2 separate regions of the Homo sapiens genome follow, and region 2 is linked to region 1. A link is a contact called in ENCODE Hi-C or POLR2A ChIA-PET data. All regions are on one chromosome and are shown on one strand. Each heading gives the region's core, a stretch centred on a gene start or an enhancer-like site at or near the end of the contact. The rest is flanking DNA. Distances are from core to core; before and after follow the strand shown.

Region 1 (4,965 bases), core at 696-3,195:
TCCCATCAGGAAAAGCCCCTGCATCCATTGCTGGGATGGTCATTTCTTTTTTCTTTTTCTTTTTCTTTTTTTTTTTTTTTTTTTTGAGATGAAGTCTCACTCCCATCGCCCAGGCTGGAGTGCCATGCTGCGATTTCGGCTCACTGCAACTTCCGCCTCCGGAGTTCAAACGATTCCACTGTCTCAGCCTCCCAAATAGCTGGGATTACAGGCGCCTGCCACCATGCCCAGCTAATTTTTGTATTTTTAGTAGAGACGGGGTTTCACCATGTTGGCCAGGCCAGTCTCAAACTCCTGAGCTCAAGTGATCCACTCGCCTCAGCCTCCCAAAGTGCTGGGATTACAGGCGTGAGCTACCACGACCACGCCGGGATGGTCATTTCTAACCACCTTTTTGGGTGAACAGCAGGTTTTTCTTCTCCATCCTGAATGTTTGATGTCACTAGGAAATGGAAAACCCCGGGGTGTGGGAAAGGCACAGCTGAGGAAGCTGCATGTTGTCCACAGCATCAAGAGGTGCCATGAGCGTGCGGTGCACAGGCTGAGCCTCAGTCCATGCGCATGGGTCCAGAGAAAGTGCTGCGAGGTCCTCTTCACAGTTAGGGCCCTCCTGGGCTTTGCCTCTGATTACTGTCATTTTCTTGGAGGAGCCCAGAATTTAGAAGCTGGAGATGGGTTCGTATAGATCATTTTCTCAAGAGAAGGTCTCCATGACATATATTCATAAACAAAAAGAAACTCTTCTACCTTGTTTTCTATGAAGTTATTTTCTAGGGATTCTGTTTTGTTGTCGTTGTTCACACTGTAGCTCTCAGATCTTACTGTTTTTTTTTTAATTGTGATAAAGCATACATAACATAAAATTTACCATTTTAAGCATTTTTAACCATGTTTTTTAAGCTCACCATTTTAAGCACTTTAGTGATGGTGTCTCACTGTGTTGCCCAGGCTGTTCTCAAACTCCTAGGCTCAAGCCATCTTCCTGCCTTGACTTCTGAAAGTGCTGAGATTACAGACATGAGCCACCATGCCCAGTCACATTTTAAACATTTTTAAATGTACAATTCTGTGGCATTAAGTACATTCATATTGTTGTGCAACCATCACCACCATCCATTTCCAGAACTCCTTTCATCTTGCAGAATTGAAACTCTATCTATTAAATAATTCCCCATTCCTCCTTTTCCTCAACCCCTGGTAACTACCCTTCTGCTTCCTGTTTCTATGAGTTTGACTCCTCTCGGTACTTCCTACAAGTGGAATCATACAGTGTTTGTCCTTCTGTAACTGGCTTATTTCACTTAGCTTAATGTCCTCAAAGTTTATCCTTTTTGTAGCATATGTTATAATTTTCTTCCTTTTTAAGGCTGAATAATATTCCATTGTATGAGAAGACCACATTTTGCTTATTCATTCATCCATCAGCGGACACTGGGTGCTTCTACCTTTTGACTGTGGGAAATAATGCTGCTATGAATGTGGATTAGAACCTGTTTTTAAGGAAGATTATTTTTTTCTCTTGCCCCGAATAAAAATATTAAAACCTATGTGATTAAGGGGGCCCATCTGCCCATAGGCATATGCACACGTGCGTTGTGATGGGGTGCGTGTGAAGTTGAATCTGAATTTTGTGAAATGCAACTACCAGAGTTTGCGGTCTAGGAGAGCCAGGTGGCTTTAATAACAGTATTATCAGTTCAGTGATCAGACGGGCTTACTGAGATGTCAAGTGAGTTAGATCAAGCAAACTAGTTGTCAGGGTTACTACTGTCTTTAACCACTCACCTGATGCTTGTTTCTTATTGTCTGTCTCATTTTTTCAGTCACATTGCAAGCCTTTTGGGGGATAGAAATAATATCTTATGCTTCTTTTGGTGTCTAGTTAGGCTATTACCCTAAAGGTAGCAGGTCTTCAATAATGTTGACAATGGTGTGAGTTGACAATGACTCACACCAAATTTGCCTGTCTGCACACGCTCTGCATTGTTCTGTGGTGTTCCTGTATGACTTTCCCAGTATGTACTTTCCCACCATCAGAAGGACATTGCATCAAAAAAATTTGCATTAAACAGTTGCTGCTCTCGTGTTTGAAGCTGGGCAGCTGAATTAAATTAGTGAATCGATGTGTTAATCAATTGCAAGAGCCAAATTTAACAAATATAAACTCAGCACCCACTATGTAGCCAGCTGGACGAGACACTGGATATACCGACCTGGGAAAGAATTGGTCTTGTGGTTGGGGCTCTCACACTCCAGTGGAACCTTGTTCACAGTGTGGTCTGCCCGTCAGCCATGGAGTTTGCTAAAAATGCAGACTCTCAGGCCCTACGGAATGCCTCTGAATCAGAACCTGCACCTTCACCAGGTCCCTAGGTCATGCGTGTGCACATTCCAGTTTGAGAAACACCAGTCTTGTGAATGTTATCCTGTTAGCTATATCCTAAATGATAACAAAGGGTGTTTTGTGTGTGTCAGGGAGAGATGAGACTAAGGTGGCACTGGGAAACTGTGCCCAGTTCTGGTCACTACAACCTCAATGAGAGCAGAACAGCACAAGAGACCCCTCTGTGGCCATTCCCTAAGACCTTCGGGATGACAGCAGTGCAGCTGGGAGAAAAGGCCCTACGGGTAGTGAAGGTATCTGACTGCCTAAGATGGAGCGAATCCCAGCAGGGATTTCCTGCTCTGAATTTATAGTAAAAAGAAAAACATTGTTTGGGTTCCTCCAGTAGCAGAGACAGAATACGAATGCAAGTAGTCTATTCTGTGTTGAGTGATCACAGAAAGTTCATGTGGGAGAGTAGGGGAGTGAGACAGGAAGGGGAGGCAGCCAATACATGGTGCAATCCCACTGGGGACCTCTGAGAGACTGTGTGGGGGCATCCAAGTTGTTCCACATAAGAGCGAGGCAGCTGGGGTGTTTGTGCACCCACTGCCATCCCTCCTTGGCTGAGGGCTGCCCTGGGGTATTAACTCCCCAGCACTGTGGTCTGATCTGCTCAGCACTCACTCCCAGCCACAGAGCTTCCTCAGCTGTGGGCAGAGACTTCCAGGTGCCTGCAGTAGAGCCATCACAACAGAAGAAAACGGTGACTTCCAAGGGTTGTGGGCAGAGCACTCACAGTCTCTGCTCCATGTGTCCCATCTGGATTAAGAAGTCAAGGGTGTCTCAGCAGATGTCCGCATCAGAGCGCAGGTTCCAAATGAGGAACAAACCTTTGCATTTCAGTAAATTTCAAATCTTAGTGACTCATCCCCTCAGAGTAACTAATCATCTTCACAAGACCGAAAATGGCTGAGCTTCATATTTGCTTATAATCCAAATTCCCTTTTCATACCCACTCTGCTCTCTTCCTTCCCTAAACCAACTCTATGTGCTCAGAGGACACTGACAAGCTCAATTTACAGAAAATTTTTTGTCATTTTCTGTTTCAAAATTTCCCTTCTGATATTGCATGCTACAGATTCATCTCCCCTATCCAATTCCTTTCACTGTGAACCCTTACTCCATTCTTTCCTGTTTTGTTTTTTAATTAAAACTGAAATTCTGGCCGAGCGCTGTGGCTCACGCCTGTAATCCCAGCACTTTGGGAGGCCGAGGCGAGTGGATCACGAGGTCAAGAGACCGAGACCATCCTGGCCAACATGGTGAAGCCCTGAATCTACTAAAAATACAAAAATTAGCTGAGTATGGTGGCACGCGCCTGTAGTCCCAGCTACTCGGGAGGCTGAGGCAGGAGAATCGCTTGAACCTGAGAGGCGGAGATTGCAGTGAGCTGAGATAGTGCCATTGCACTCCAGCCTGGTGACAGAGTGAGACTCCATCTCAGAAAAAACAAACAAACAAACAAAACTGAAATTCCAAATACAGCAGTTACTGTCCCCAGGAACACTGCTTTAAGTTTGCATTTCTTTAAGAGTTTGGGGGCTGGGTGTAGTGGCTCACGCCCATAATCCTAGTACTTTGGGAAACCAAAGCGGGAGGATTGCCTGAGGCCAGGAGTTTGAGTCCATCCTGGACAAACTAGCGAGATTCCATCTGTACAAGAAATAAAAATATTAGCTGGGCGTGGTGGCACACACCTCTGGTTCCAGCTACTCAGGAGGCTGAGTTGAGAGGATCGCTTTAGCCTGGGAGCTCAAGGCTGCACTCCAGCTCCAGCCTGGGCGACAGAGTGAGATCCTGTCCAAAAAATAAAAAATAAAGAGTTTTGCAGACCACTGCTCCCCAGAAATGATCATCAACAGAAAGCCCTAAAGCCAGTAGGTTTGGGGAACCCCGCATACTTTATTCACTCCCTGGAGACCAACCCTGGACATCAGCATCTGAAAAGTTCTGAGGAGTCTTCAGTGACCTCATTTTATCGAATGTTTAATGTGCTTCCACTGTTGTTCGAGCAGTAGTGTTTGTATTGAAATCGTGCCTGTTCACATCCTACACTGCTTGTGTTGGGTGGAAACCACTTGGGGAGATGCTGCTTGATATACAGATCCTGGCTCCATCTGTGCATTTGAAATTCATAGGCATCTGGAGACAGTGGCATAGAAGCAGTGGGCGCAGGAAAAGTACAACTCAGAGTTTACAACGAGAAAAAGTGAAAACCACCTGACACATAGCTAATGTTTTAGAATGAAAAGTGACTTCCATTCCAATTGAAGTCAGCCCCTGCTGTGTAATTAAGCAGATATTTAAAAAATTTAAAAAAAAAAAAGGCAGGCGGAGTGGGTAAGGTACGACTCCAAATGGCAAAGCCCCAGCTTCAGGGAGGGAGAGGGCCCAGGAGTGAGGAACATAATTAAATAGCTGTGCCACGGTCATCCACCGAATGCCTTATTTCCTTTGTTTTACCAAGAATTGCACCAACCAAGTGATCTGTTGCCAGCCTTCCATATGGCAAATGTAAGCACCTGTCCAGAGTACTAAATGGCTGAGCCCAGGAGCTCCAGAGGAAACTTGTCTGATTG
Region 2 (4,965 bases), core at 1,578-4,077, 120 kb after region 1:
TAAAAACATGTGATGCACCAAGCCTTGTTGCTGTGGAATGGAGGCTTACTCACTTCTGTGCAAGAGTAAGTTGGTACAAGCCAGTTGGAAAAACAGTTTGGTATTAACTAATGAAGATGTGCCCTGTGACACAACAGTGAGACTCCTAGCTATAGACCTTACGTGAGACACTCAACAGAAGTATTCACAGGAGCATCGTTTGTATAGTAAAAGCCAGAAACGTATCAACAGGACCGTGAATGACTTGTGCACAAGCCCAGCCACTCTTGAAGCTGACTCTTACAATGTTAGTCGACTGAGAGAAGCAAAAGACAAAAGAATATATGATTCCATGTATATAAACTTCATAAACAGGAGAAACTGTAATAGGTGGTGAATTTGTAGAACAAATGCCTTGAGTTTATCTTTTAAGAAAACGTGTTGCTTTTGAAATACTAGCATGCAAACATAAAGTCATGTTCTTACACTGCAAAGTAATTGTCATAAATCCTAAGTAATACAAATTTCTATTACCATGTAATCAGCTACAAGGTCCTATTACTACCATTCTGAGTAGTAGTCAAAGCAAGGTAAAAACACGTTTTAAAAAAAATATGTATCTATTACTTTCTAGGGTTTCTCACATTCTAACATTTTCCTTTTTTGTTTTTCTTTTAAAGAAAGGGTGGATTTTTTGTGGATCTCTTTGTAAGAGTATCTAACCAAGTTGCAGTTAACATGTACAAGCAGTTGGGCTACAGTGTATATAGGACGGTCATAGAGTACTATTCGGCCAGCAACGGGGAGCCTGATGAGGACGCTTATGGTAAGCTCCCTTCCATGGCAGTATCCCCAAGAAGTCGAAACAGTTACATTCTTTCTACAGATTGTAGTATTTGATTATTTTAATAAATGTAGAATATTTGACTTTAAAATTTAAATTTCCCTCAACCTACCTTTATCAACCTATTAGTAGTAGTAATTAACTTACCTATTAACTAACCAATGGTTAATTTCTGTACCTTACTGTTTCACTCTGTTACATACATATTATTTTGCTAACAAGAAAACGTGTATTGTGAGCTGAATACTGGGTGAGGTCTGGTTAGCATCTGGTACACTTGGCAATTGGGAGACATTTATAAATACATTTTGCTTAGAATATGGTGAAGTGGGGGTAGGGATAAAACCTCTTATGGGAACTTTACCTATACACTTTACATTTGATATAATACATTTTTTGGGTGTTTATATTAAACTTTGCTTCTTTACAGATATGAGGAAAGCACTTTCCAGGGATACTGAGAAGAAATCCATCATACCATTACCTCATCCTGTGAGGCCTGAAGACATTGAATAACCCTGGGCAGTGGTTCTTAGGCAGATACTCTAGATGCTTTATGGACAATATTATTTTCATTGGATGATTCTGGAGCTCTATTAGGAGAAAAGTAATCATTTTAGGTCTTAAAGACTTCAAGAAAATACAGGTTATCAATTTATTTTAAATCTCATTGTTTCCAGTTAGCAATATCATACCTATTAAAGCTGTTCATTGTAACAAAATTCAATCAAAAAGGCAGCTAGGTCAGAAGGAAACATACCACTCTCATGGTTCATAGTATTCACTGTATGTATGCTAGGGAAAAGACTTGCTCCAGTCTCCTCCTCAGTTCTGTGCCTGAGAACCACTGCTGCATATATTTGTTTTTAAATTTTGTATTGAACTGTTAATTGAAGCTTTAAAAGCATATATGAAATGTATAAATCTAAGATGTATAATACATTATTGACTCTATGAATGTTTTCTGAAGTTTGTTAGTCATTTGTAAAACTAAATCAGATTGTAATCCCAGTACTTTGGGAGGCCAAGGCAGGCTGATTGCTTGAGGTCAGGAGTTTGAGACCAGCCTGGCCAAAATCTATACTAAAAAAAATACAAAAATTAGCTGGGCATCCCAGCTATGCAGAAGCTGAAGCACAAGAATTGCTTGAACCCTGGAGGTGGAGGTTGCAGTGAGCTGAGATCGTCCCACTGCACTCCAGCCCGGGCAACAGAGTAAGACCCTGCCTCAAGAAAAAAAAAAAAAAAAAAAATCAGGATTGTGAAAGGTCATCATCATTTAAGATACGTTTAATTAAATTGTGACTTCCATACGTAGTATTTTAAAAATGCACACTTGAAGCAATCACTGTCCAGCATACTTAAGAAGCTCCCTTCTTATCGTGTAGTAAATTCTTCCCAGTCACCTGCGTTCATACCATTATACTGTTTGTTTGTTAGTCCTAGATCTTTTCTCCTCTTCACAATGCTTTGCTTAAATCCTGCCCTTCTAAAAAGCCAAAAAAAAAAAAAAAAAACTTGAGGTTTTTTTTTTTTTTGGAGAGGGAAAAGAACATAATTCCTAAAGAAAGGCCATATAACTATATCATAGGCCAACCATGTATTTTATGTGTAGTGTCTTCCTCTGTAATATGTGAAAATATCCAGTTAGTTAGTTAGTGAAAGACTTAACGAAAGAAAAACCCACAAGAAATTATTAAACTTTTACTATCGAAAGGATTTACTTTGGTGGAGTTGAGGGTGGGAGAGAAATGAATCTTTATGTTCTCCTGTTAGAGAATAGCTTTTTTCCTTCCAGCTTTCACACTGGCACATGCTTATTACAATTCTACCTTGGGAACATGACAGAATTTTTTTCTTATGCATTCATGCAACATAAACAGATAATTCTAGGAAGACTGTGATTAAGTCACTTGCATTCTGACCTATTATTTTCATCTCTCCCTGACTCTGGGTGAGCCAAAGGCTATTAAGATGATGTTCTCCTGCTCACTCACTAGGCAGACCTCTACTCGAGAAGTGATCTGACACCGCAGTAGCTGATGCTCGTCCAGTGACTAAAGCAGTCAGGCTGAAAACAGATTTTATCTCAACAACAGTCCTAGTTTCTTCTGTCCTCAAACACTGTTATTTATTTTCAAGATAAAATTTAGTAACAACATTACGAAGTAGCTTTTATTCCCTTGGGTGAATAAGATGTGCACATTTAATAATAAATTTGCTTACTAAAGGTCCTTTTAGGGGAAAACAACCTTAAAAATACAGTTCTAGTCCTTGGGCAGTGAACAAAGAAAAAATGTGCTTGAGAAACACAGTCCAGGTTAAAGGAAAACTCTCAGATCGGTTAATGCAGTTGAATTTTTGCTTGAGAATGTGAGCAACGTATCAGCAAATACATTCATTCTTGTGCTACTCTTCATTATTTAGCATAGAGCTACCTTAGGTGTTTCTACACATGCTCTAAACCAAGAGTAAGTTTAACATGTCAGCAGTGAGGAGTAGACATTTTCTACTATAGCACACTGGGAGATGTTTACTGGTACTCTAGGTAGAAATGACTCCATTGTCCACTAAGTTTGGGAAATAAATAATATGGCAACATTGCTACTGGAGATACATAATGTACAGAAGCCTAACTATAAAGAGATTTGATTAACGAGACTTAAGTCTTAGTCCAGAATTTCCCAAATTTATGTGAACATGGGACATCATTTTTCATAGCACACACGTGAACAAGCCATTATTCTTTAAACAAGGTATTACAAACTCAACCACTCTGGAGAACTGATGAGCGCCTAACTGAAATTATTAGACTAAATTCTTAGTAAACAATGTTTTCTGAACCTTGTTCAGAAATATAATCACTGCAAATTATTTTCCAAGTGTTGTTCTAAAAAACAATATAACTGGACACTAGTAAGAAAGTAAGGTAAATTATTAATCCACTCGCATTCAATTCTACAAGGAATGAAACCATTTTTAAAAGTGGCTTAGAACAAACAATTTACTGAGCACTTACTATGCACCCACCAGGTATATTCCTTTTATAATGTAATCTTCAAAATGAGCTGTCAAACTATTGGCCCATTTTGTGAATGAGGAAAATGAAAATTAAGTTATATAATCATGAGTGGCAGAGCTGGGAAATGAACTCAAGTCTGTGACTCTGAAGACATGAAAAAGTTACACATTTCAGATGAATGCATAAACTATCTTTATGGGTATGACATGAAAAGTAACTGTAGAATGTTACCTTAATTACATTTCCTAATGCATGATGTGGACAGACATTAGAAAAGTTTGGACTCAGTTGGAAAAACAAATCCAGCAGTTAAAAAAGTCCTTTACTTGCAATCCCTACCCCTAGCTAACCCAAGAGCATTTAAAAAATAACTTAAAAAGTAGCCATCAAAGATACCAATCAATTTCTTACTGGTGAAATATATAAGAACTTCCAGGAGTCACAAGAGTTCCAAACAATTAATTTATAAAAATAACAAAACATTTGTCTATGAAAAAAAGATCAGGATTCACTCTCATCGACGTCCTCATCTGGATGGTGCTCAGCATCCTCCTTTTCCTGCTGCTGTTTCTTCCACAGTTTGGCCATGGCCAGGAGTTTGAGGTTAGGTTGGTTGGCAGCATCTTCTGGAAAGATGTAATCAAAGTATTCTTCCCAGCCTGCATCAGACTACAGAAATAAAAAATGAAAAGATAAGCAAACGTGGGTGATATACTCACATATCAGAGTGAAGAATTTTTACTGGAAATCCGGATGATTACCTCCATTTTACAAAATAACATCAAAGTCTACTACAGAAAGAACAAGGGCTGGGTCTGAAAGACTGGGAGTGAGTAAGCAGCAACTGTAGCTCAGTGAGAACTAAACTGGTAGAAAAACATTCTAAAAATCTAAGCACAGCTCCTCTATAGCCAACCAAGATGTTCAGTGTCTCCAACTACATTGTGCAGTCTTACACTTAAGAAAACGTTTAACGATCTTTACATAATATTCACCCAGTAGCAAAAGCCATACATCTGTGCATTATTATTCCAACTCCCTACCTTCCCATCCTCACCTCCTATCAGTCACTGATTTCACTTCCCAAATATTGTTCTAACAGGCCCTGTGGCCCTGTTCT

Evidence for each region. Hi-C counts contacts between places; a loop is a spot of excess contacts on that map. ChIA-PET counts read pairs that join two places held with the same protein, here RNA polymerase II (POLR2A). Pooled maps may share reads with other maps.
Region 2: POLR2A ChIA-PET joins it to region 1 with 10 read pairs in A549. The contact joins two enhancer-like sites. A Hi-C loop is called at or near these places in 1 of 37 single-sample maps with no recorded cell type and 1 of 50 pooled maps. POLR2A ChIA-PET finds 5 or more read pairs at or near these places in 4 of 52 experiments (A549, GM10248, PC-9 and 1 more).

The regions. Positions count from the first base shown.
Region 1 is chr20:19,912,411-19,917,375 of GRCh38, forward strand. All of the region lies in intron 3 of RIN2 (Ras and Rab interactor 2), which reads left to right. Among named protein-coding and RNA genes, the nearest start is that of NAA20, 100 kb to the right of the region's middle. RefSeq lists an enhancer at 3,073-3,142. Within about 2 kb of position 1,946, at least 10 of the 41 ENCODE cell types and tissues checked have a DNase peak (open chromatin) inside an H3K27ac peak, as active enhancers do.
Region 2 is chr20:20,031,849-20,036,813 of GRCh38, forward strand. It overlaps NAA20 (N-alpha-acetyltransferase 20, NatB catalytic subunit), which reads left to right. Exons shown (of 6, transcript NM_016100.5): 5 at 660-805; 6 at 1,254-1,807. The coding sequence ends at 1,339. CRNKL1 (crooked neck pre-mRNA splicing factor 1) reads right to left here. Exons shown (of 14, transcript NM_001278628.2): 14 at 2,520-4,514. The coding sequence ends at 4,347. Among named protein-coding and RNA genes, the nearest start is that of NAA20, 17 kb to the left of the region's middle. Within about 2 kb of position 2,828, at least 2 of the 41 ENCODE cell types and tissues checked have a DNase peak (open chromatin) inside an H3K27ac peak, as active enhancers do.